Linked DNA regions of Homo sapiens: region 2 is linked to region 1. A link is an interaction called in ENCODE POLR2A ChIA-PET data of the cell type or tissue named here. Cell type or tissue: GM12878. All regions are shown on one strand.

What was found. ChIA-PET counts read pairs that join two places held together with the same protein. Peaks named below come from ENCODE experiments on the same cell type or tissue, not always from the same donor. Only the 100,000 strongest peaks of a DNase experiment are listed, where the experiment ranks them.
Region 2: POLR2A ChIA-PET joins it to region 1 with 5 read pairs; 13 of 35 experiments call an interaction of 5 or more read pairs at or near these places.

Annotation. Positions count from the first base shown.
Region 1 is chr15:65,810,990-65,814,989 of GRCh38, forward strand. The region is part of intron 1 of LOC105370866 (a long non-coding RNA gene); the gene reads left to right. Among named protein-coding and RNA genes, the nearest start is that of DENND4A, 21 kb to the left of the region's middle. In GM12878, no CTCF peak of the experiment used is centred here; no DNase peak of the experiment used is centred here; H3K27ac peaks cover 1,804 bases.
Region 2 is chr15:65,759,399-65,763,398 of GRCh38, forward strand. DENND4A (DENN domain containing 4A) reads right to left here. Exons shown (of 33, transcript NM_001320835.1): 2 at 1,962-2,040. Among named protein-coding and RNA genes, the nearest start is that of DENND4A, 31 kb to the right of the region's middle. In GM12878, no CTCF peak of the experiment used is centred here; a DNase peak (open chromatin) is centred at 2,001; H3K4me3 peaks cover 1,372 bases; H3K27ac peaks cover 2,851 bases.

The sequences.
Region 1 (4,000 bases):
GGAGGCTGAGACAGGAGAATCACTTGAACCGGGAGGTGGAGGTTGCAGTGAGCTGAGATCACGCCACTGTATTCCAGCCTGGGTGACAGAGCAAGACTGTTTCAAAAAGAAAAAAGAAAAAACAAAACAAAAAACTGCCCAACTGTTTTCTAGAGTGTCTGTATCACTATCCATTGCTATTATCAATGTATGAGAGAAACCAGTAGCTCCCTATTTTCACAAGTGCTTGGAATTGTCAGATTGTTTATTTTAGTTATTCTGACAGTTGTGTAGTAGTATTTTTTGTGGTTTTAATTTGCATTTCTCTAATGACTAATGTTGTTAAACAACTTTTCATGTGTCTGTTTTTCAGCCATGCCTCTTCTTTGGTTAAATGTCTACTCAAGTCTTTTGTCCATTATTTTACTGGGCTGTTTGTTTTCTTATTGTCAAGTTTTGGGAGTTCTTTATATATTCTGGACACAAGTCAAATGTCAGTTATGTGATTTGCATATCTGCAAGACAGAGAAGACAGAGAAGGAGAAATATTTTCTCTCTCTGTATGAGTTGTCTTTTCATTCTCTTAAGAGTGTCTTTTTTTTTTTTTTTTTTTTTTTTTTGAGATGAAGTCTCGCTCTGTCACCCAAGCTGGAGCACAATGGCTCAATCTTGGCTCACTGTAACCTCTGCCTCCCAGATTCAACCCATTCTCCCGCCTCAGCCTCCCAAGTATCTGGGACTACAGGCATGTGCCACCATGCCCAGCTAATTTTTGTATTTTTAGTAGAAACGGGATTTCACCATGTTGACTAAGCTGGTCTTGAACTCCTGACCTCAATGATCCACCTGCCTCGGCCTCCCAAAGTGCTGGGATTACAGGCATAATACAAAATTTTTGTTTTGATGAAATCCAAATTGTCAGCTTTGCTTCTATGGATCATGTTTTTGATATTCTATCTAATAACTCTTTGCCTAACCCAAAGTTGCATATATATTTTTCCTATATTTTATTCTAAAAGTTTTATTTGAGTCTATGATGCATTTTGAGTTTATTTTTTGTATCAGTCTTTGTCTTTTAATTGGATAATTTAATTCTTTTATATTTAATGTAATTGCTGATATATTTGAATTTGTAACTATCATCCTATTTTTTTTTTTTTTTTTTTTTTGGACAGATGCTTGTTCTGTCGCCCAGGCCAGAGTGCAGTGGCGCTATCTCGGCTCACTGCAAGTTCTGCCTCCCAGATTCAGGCCATTCTCCTGCCTCAGCCTCCCAAGTAGCTGGGACTACAGGCGCCAGCCACCTCGCCCGGCTAATTTTTTGTATTTTTAGTAGAGATGGGGTTTCACCGTGTTAGCCAGGATGGTCTCGATCTCCTGACCTCGTGATCTGCCCGCCTCGGCCTCCCAAAGTGCTGGGATTACAGGCATGAGCCATCGCGCCCAGCTACCATCATCCTATTTTGTGCTTTCTGCATGTTCCTTCTGTTCTAGTTTACTTTCCTTCTTTGCTTTCTTTTGAATTATTTTCTTTTTCATTTCAACTTTTCCTCCTCTACTAGTTTGCAATTTATACTCAGTTTTTGCTTTCTTTTCATGGCTCATCAACAGTGCTATTTAAAGTGTGGTTTTAGGCCCGGGACGGTGGCTCACACCTATAATCTCAACACTTTGTGGGGCTGAGGTGGGAGGATCCTTTGAGCACAAGAGTTCAATACCAGCCTGGGCAACACAGTGAGACCTCATCTCTACAAAAAATAAAACAAAAAATTAACCCAGCATGATGGCACATGCCTGTAGTCCCAGCTACTTGGAAGGCTGAGGCAGGAGAATCACTTGAGCCTGGGAGTTCAAGGCTGCAGTGAGCTGTGATCATACCATTGCACTCCAGTCGGGGCGATAGAGTGAGACCCTGTCTAAAAAAAAAAAAAAAAAAAAAAAGAAAAATGAAAAGAAAAAGCATGGTCTTAAATAATTAGTATCAAGCTGGGAGCTTGTTATAAATATAAATTGTTAGGCCTTCCCCCAGACCTTTTAAATCCTGCTTGTTTTTTTTTTGAAATAAAGGTCTCACTCTCTTGCCCAGGCTGGAGTACAGTGGTGTCATCAGGACTCACTGCAGCCTCAAACTCCGTGAGTCAAGGGAGTCACTACACCCAGCCAGGATCAGTTTCTTAAGTACATTCTTTAGAACTTCCTTTTATGAATATTGTGGAAGCAAAATCTCTCACTTAATTTGCCTTAAATGCCTGTTTTTCATCTTCCTTTTTGAACTTTTTATTTATTTATTTATTTATTCTTTTTTTGAGATGGATTCTTGCTCTGTGGGCTAGGCTGGAGTGCAGTGGCTCAATCTTGGCTCACTGCAGCCTCCGCCTCCCGGGTTCAAGCAATTCTCGCACCTCAAACTCCCGAGTAGCTGGGATTATAGGTGCACGCCACCACACCTGGCTAATTTTTGTATTTTTAGTAGAGGCAGAGTTTCACCATGTTGGCCAGTTTGGTCTTAAACTCCTGACCTCAAGTGATTCACCCACCTCGGCCTCCCAAAGTGCTAGGATTACAGGCATGAGCCACTGTGCCTGGCCAAAAGCTATTTTTTGAGGGGTAAAATTCTAAGTTCGCACTTATTTTTTTCTCTTGTGAAGTCAGCAGTCAATCAGCTTCTGAGATCATTTGTCTCTGGTATGCTGTTGTTTCACTATGTTGTGTTTAACTGAAAATACTTTTTTTTTCAATCCTGGTTGAAATTCAGTGGACTTCTTAAATCTGTGTTTTTAAACAGATTGGTCCTAAAAATTTCTTAGCTACTGTCTCTTCAAATATTACCCTTTTGGCCAGGCATGGTGGCTCACACCTATAATCCCAACAGTTTGGGAGGCCAAGGCAGTAGAATGACTTGAGCCCAGGAGCTCAAGAGGAACCTGGGTAACATAGTGAGGCCCCGTCTCTACAGAAAATAAATGTTTTAATTAGCTAGGCATGTTGGCACATGCCTGTGGTCCCAGCTACTCGGGAGGCTGAGGTGGGAGGATCGCTTGAGCCCAGGAGTTCAAGGCTGCAGTGAGCCATGGTTGTGCCACTGCACTCCAGCCTGAGCAGCAGAGCAAGAACTTAACTTAAAAAAAAAAAAAATTACTTCTTTACCATTTTCTCTCTCCTTGCCCTCCAGAACTCCAAATTTATCAATACATGTTAGATTGTCTTAATTTATCCTCCATATCTATTTACTGCTCTTTCATGTTTCCCTTCTTCTTGTCTTTCTTTACTGAAGGCTGGATAATTTTCTATTGTCATATCATTCAGTTCGTTTATTTTTCTGTTCACTTGTATGTAATCTGAGGTTAAACTTGTCCATTATTTTATTCATTTCATTTCTAGAAGTTCTATTTTTTAAAACTATTAGGCTATTTTCTATAGTTTCCTGTTTTAAATAGGTATTTTCTGTTCCTTTTTTTTTTTTTTTTTTTTTTGAGACAGGTTCTCACTCTGTCACCCAGACTGGAGTGCACCCTCGACCTCCTTGGGCTCAAGCGTTCCTCCCACCTCAGCACCCCAAGTAGCTGGGACTACAGGCGTGTGCCACCACACCTGGCTAATTTTTGTATTTTTGGTAGAGATGGGGTTTCACCATGTTGCCCAGGATGGTCTGGAACTCCTGGGCTCAAGCAATCCTCTTGCCTTGGCCTCCCATAGTACTGTGATTAAAGGAGTGAGCCACCATGTCAGCCTTAAATAGGTATTTTCTTTCTTCTTTTTTTTTTTGTCAAGAGAATTAAATCGTTTATTGATTACACATGATAATGGATGACACACAAACTTCATTCCCATCTATAATTTTATCTGGTACCATTATTCAATTTAGATACATTGCATAGGATGTGCCAACAATCTTTTTTTTTTTTTTTTGAGACGGAGTCTCACTCTGTCACGTAGGCTGGAGAGCGGTGGAGCGATATCAGCTCACTGCACCCTCCACCTCCTGGGTTCAAGGGATTCTCCTGCCTCAGCCTCTGGAGTA
Region 2 (4,000 bases), 52 kb before region 1:
ACCCAGGAGGCGGAGGTTGCAGTGAGACAAGATCGCGCCACTGCACTCCAGCCTGGGCGACCGAGCGAGACTCCATCTGGAAAAAAAAAGGAAAAAAAATGGGACTAAAGAAGATTAAATGTTTCTACTTGTTTTATTTACATACTAATGGCGCCTATGCAGCAATTTCCTTACATATAGGATTTCTACATATAATAAAGGGCTTAACCTTTTCAGAAATGCCTCCTAGATGGACACTTAAAAAGAAAGTGCTAACAATCTGTTCTGAGAAGACTGTTAAATGCTGACTTATCACCCTCAGCTCGTTGCATATAACAAGTGCTCCAAAAAAAGAGCAGTTTTACCCAATTGACCATCTATTTATTTAAGAAAGTTGCAGAATAACAAAAGGACTTTTGTGTTTAACTTTTTTTCTCCAGTTCATTAGTCTTTGAAAACAATTTTTAAAGGGCTGCATAGTATTTTATTTTATGGATATACCATTTTTGACCTATGTGCTTACTGTAGATCATTTATTACTTCTACTTATTTTGCTAATTTTTTTTAAAGGGTACAATGAATAATCTTGATAAACCTCTGGACACAACTCTAGTATTTCTTCAGGATACATTTGTTGAAATAGAATTATTAGGTCAAAGGTTATATCAGCCTTTATTTATGTGCTTTCGTGTGTACATGAATTTTATATTATAAGCTCTAAATACACATAACCTTAAAAATTACTCTGGTAAAGTATTTTCATTCCATCATAATGAAGAAACTAAAACATCCTCCTTTTTCCTAGATGCTAACTTTATGTTATTTAAACTAAAGCATGGCCAGGCGTGGTGGCTCATGCCTGTAATCCCAGCACTTTGGAAGGCCAAGGCGGGCAGATCACTTGAGGTTAGGAGTTCGAGACCAGGCTGGCTAACACGGTGAAACCCCGTCTCTACTTAAAATACAAAAAATTAGCGGGGCATGGTGGCGCACGCCTGTAATCCCAGCTACTCAGGAGGCTGAGGCAGGGGAATTGCTTGAACCTGGGAGGCGGAGGTTGCAGTGAGCTGAGATCATGCCACTGCACTCCAGCCTGGGCAAGAGTGAGACTCTGTCACAAAATAATAAATAAATAAATAAATAAACAAACTAAAGCAGGCAAACTAAAGCAGATAGTCACTATTGCATAAAATAGTTTTATGTCTTGCTACGTAGAAAGAAGGGTAAGAGGCCGGGCAGAGTGGCTCATGCCTATAATCCCAGCACTTTTGGAGGCCGAGATGGGCAGATCACTTGAGGTCAGGAGTTCAAGACCAGCCTGGCCAACATGGTGAAACCTCGTTTCTACCAAAAATACAAAAATTAGCCAGGCATGATGGTGCATGCCTATGATCCCAGCTACTTGAGAGGCTGAGGAACAAGAATCACCTGAACGCTGTAGGCAGAGGTTGCAATGGGCCAAGATCAACGCCACTGCACTCCAGCCTGGGCAACAGAGGGAGGCTCTGTCTCAAAAAAAAAGCGGAAACAGAAGAGATATAGTACTATCATGAAAACATATATTTAATAAGTTTTTTTGAGAACTACCACCTTATCCTTGGAAATAACTAGCTATTATAAGTAAATATTTGAGATAAATTTATTCATAAAATTCCTTTTCATTAGTTCTTTTGGGTATTTTTCACAAAATTTAATAATTTGAACTCATTCACAATAGAACGCAGGAAATAACTACTAAAAGGGAACCGTATACTTCACATTGAAGATTTTGTCTCTAATAAATGGTGTTGAATTAATTGTGATCCAAGGCACATCCTGAGACATCTTTCAATGAATTATTTTGTATCATTTGTTACCCATAATTATTACATGGAGAATATATTCCAAATTATTAAGACTTCTGGAAAACTAAGGTTTCACTGTGTTTAACACAGGAAATAGCTAACTGAAACAAATCAAAATGAAAGCCAAAAACTACTTACACATTACCGAAAGTTTCTCTCTGAAAAAGATGACAGATTTCAATGTGTGAACTCCGCAGCCTCAGAGTTTGAGAAATAACTGTATTGAAAACAGTAAGAATTGGACTTAAATTCATTCCAATCAAATATTTCCCCCAATATGCCTGTGGATACTTAAAGTTCTGTTAACAGTGATAATTACTAAACTGATTGCATTTATTGTTTTCTTGTGGTTAAGAGCCAATAAGCAATTTTTAAAAACAAGATTTCAGTAAAGAATAAATACATACTTTAAAAACAAAACATGCTGAAGAGAGGCAATGAGAAAAAAAAAGAAAAAACTAGCAGATAAGGGGGAAAAAAAGAAAGCAAGAAGAATAAATAAGGGTACAAAAGAGGAAATGTGTACAGGGCAAAGAGTGTGAGAAAGAACAACATGACTATTTCTGGGGCACTGTACAGAGCCTCATTCACAGGGGAAAAATGTATACATTTAACATAATTCAAATATAGACTCAAGTAACTTCCATATAAAAAAAAGTTTCAAAGAAGTCAATACCCAAAAGTACTTTCCCTTTATTACAAATTTCAAAGATACTACAGTCAGCCTTCTGTATCCATGAGTTCCACATCCATACCATGGATTGAAAAGATGTTTTTTGTTGTTGTTATTGTTGTTGTTTTTGAGACAAGAGTTTCGCTCTTGTTGCCCAGGCTGGAGTGCAGTGGCTCGATCTCGGCTCACCGCAACCTCCACCTCCTGGGTTCAAGAGATTCTCCTGCCTCAGCCTCCCGAGTAGCCGGGATTACAGGCATGTGCCACCATGCCCAGCTAATTTTGTATTTTCAGTAGAGACCAGGTTTCTCCATATTGGTCAGCCTGGTCTCGAACTCCCAACCTCAGGTGAGCTGCCTGCCTCGGCCTCCCAAAGTGCTGGGATTACAGGCGTGAGCCACCGCACATGGCCTGAAAAGATGTTTTTCAAAAACAATAAAAATAACAGACTGGGCTCAGTGGCTCACGTCTGTAATCCCAGCACTTTGAGAGGCCAAGGCAGGAGGATTGCTTAAGCCCAAGAGTTCAAAGCCAGCCTGGGCAATATAGTGAGGCCCCCATCTCTAAAAAAAAAAGAAGAAAGTTAGTGCCAGGCAGGGTGGCACGTGCCTGTAGTCTCAGCTACTCAGGAGACTGAGGCACGAGAATCACTTGAGCCCAGGAAGCTGAGGCTGCAGTGAGCCCTGATCACACCACTGTGCTCCAGCCTGGGTAACAGAGTAAAGCTCTATCTCCAATGAATGAATGAATGAATGATACAACAAAAAATGTAATACAAATTTAACAAAATAATTCGGTATAACTTTATATAGCATTTAATTGAATTAGGTATTATAGATAATCTAGAGGTGATTTAAAGTATACAGGAGGATGTGTGTAGATTATGTGCAAATACCACACCATTTTACGTAAGGGGCTTAAGTATATGTGGATTTTGGTATCCATCGGGTGGAGGTTGGGGGTATCCTGGAACTAATCCATGGAGGATACCAAGGGGCAAATGTACTTACATAGAATCATTTATATCAAATCTCACCAAGGAACCAAATTCTTCTGAACAAGAGAATAAGCAATGTCATATTACAGAATTCAATATGCCAGTATCTTATTTTTTTAAATTAAGTAATTTAGTAACTTGTAATTATGAGTCATTTTAAACACTAGATGGAAAGATGATGCCACCGACAAAGTCTTAAGAGTAGAGCCAGACCAACTGTATTGTACCAAGCACTATAGGTTAGCTTTAACACTGGACACATGCACACACAAAATGAAGTTCAGTAAGAGTCAATAGCTTCTGCGGGGAAACAAGCACAGAAATCATAAGCACCTCAAGAGGAAGAAACCACAGCTTTAACCAACATGGAATATCTACTAACAACCAGGAAACAGGAGCAGCTACACCCAGACACAAGATTCATCTAACTTGGTTAGGTCCTTGACATGTGTGTGTCTGTGAGAAGTGGAAGAGAAGGGGGTAAGGGCATAAACTGAGTCAAGAATT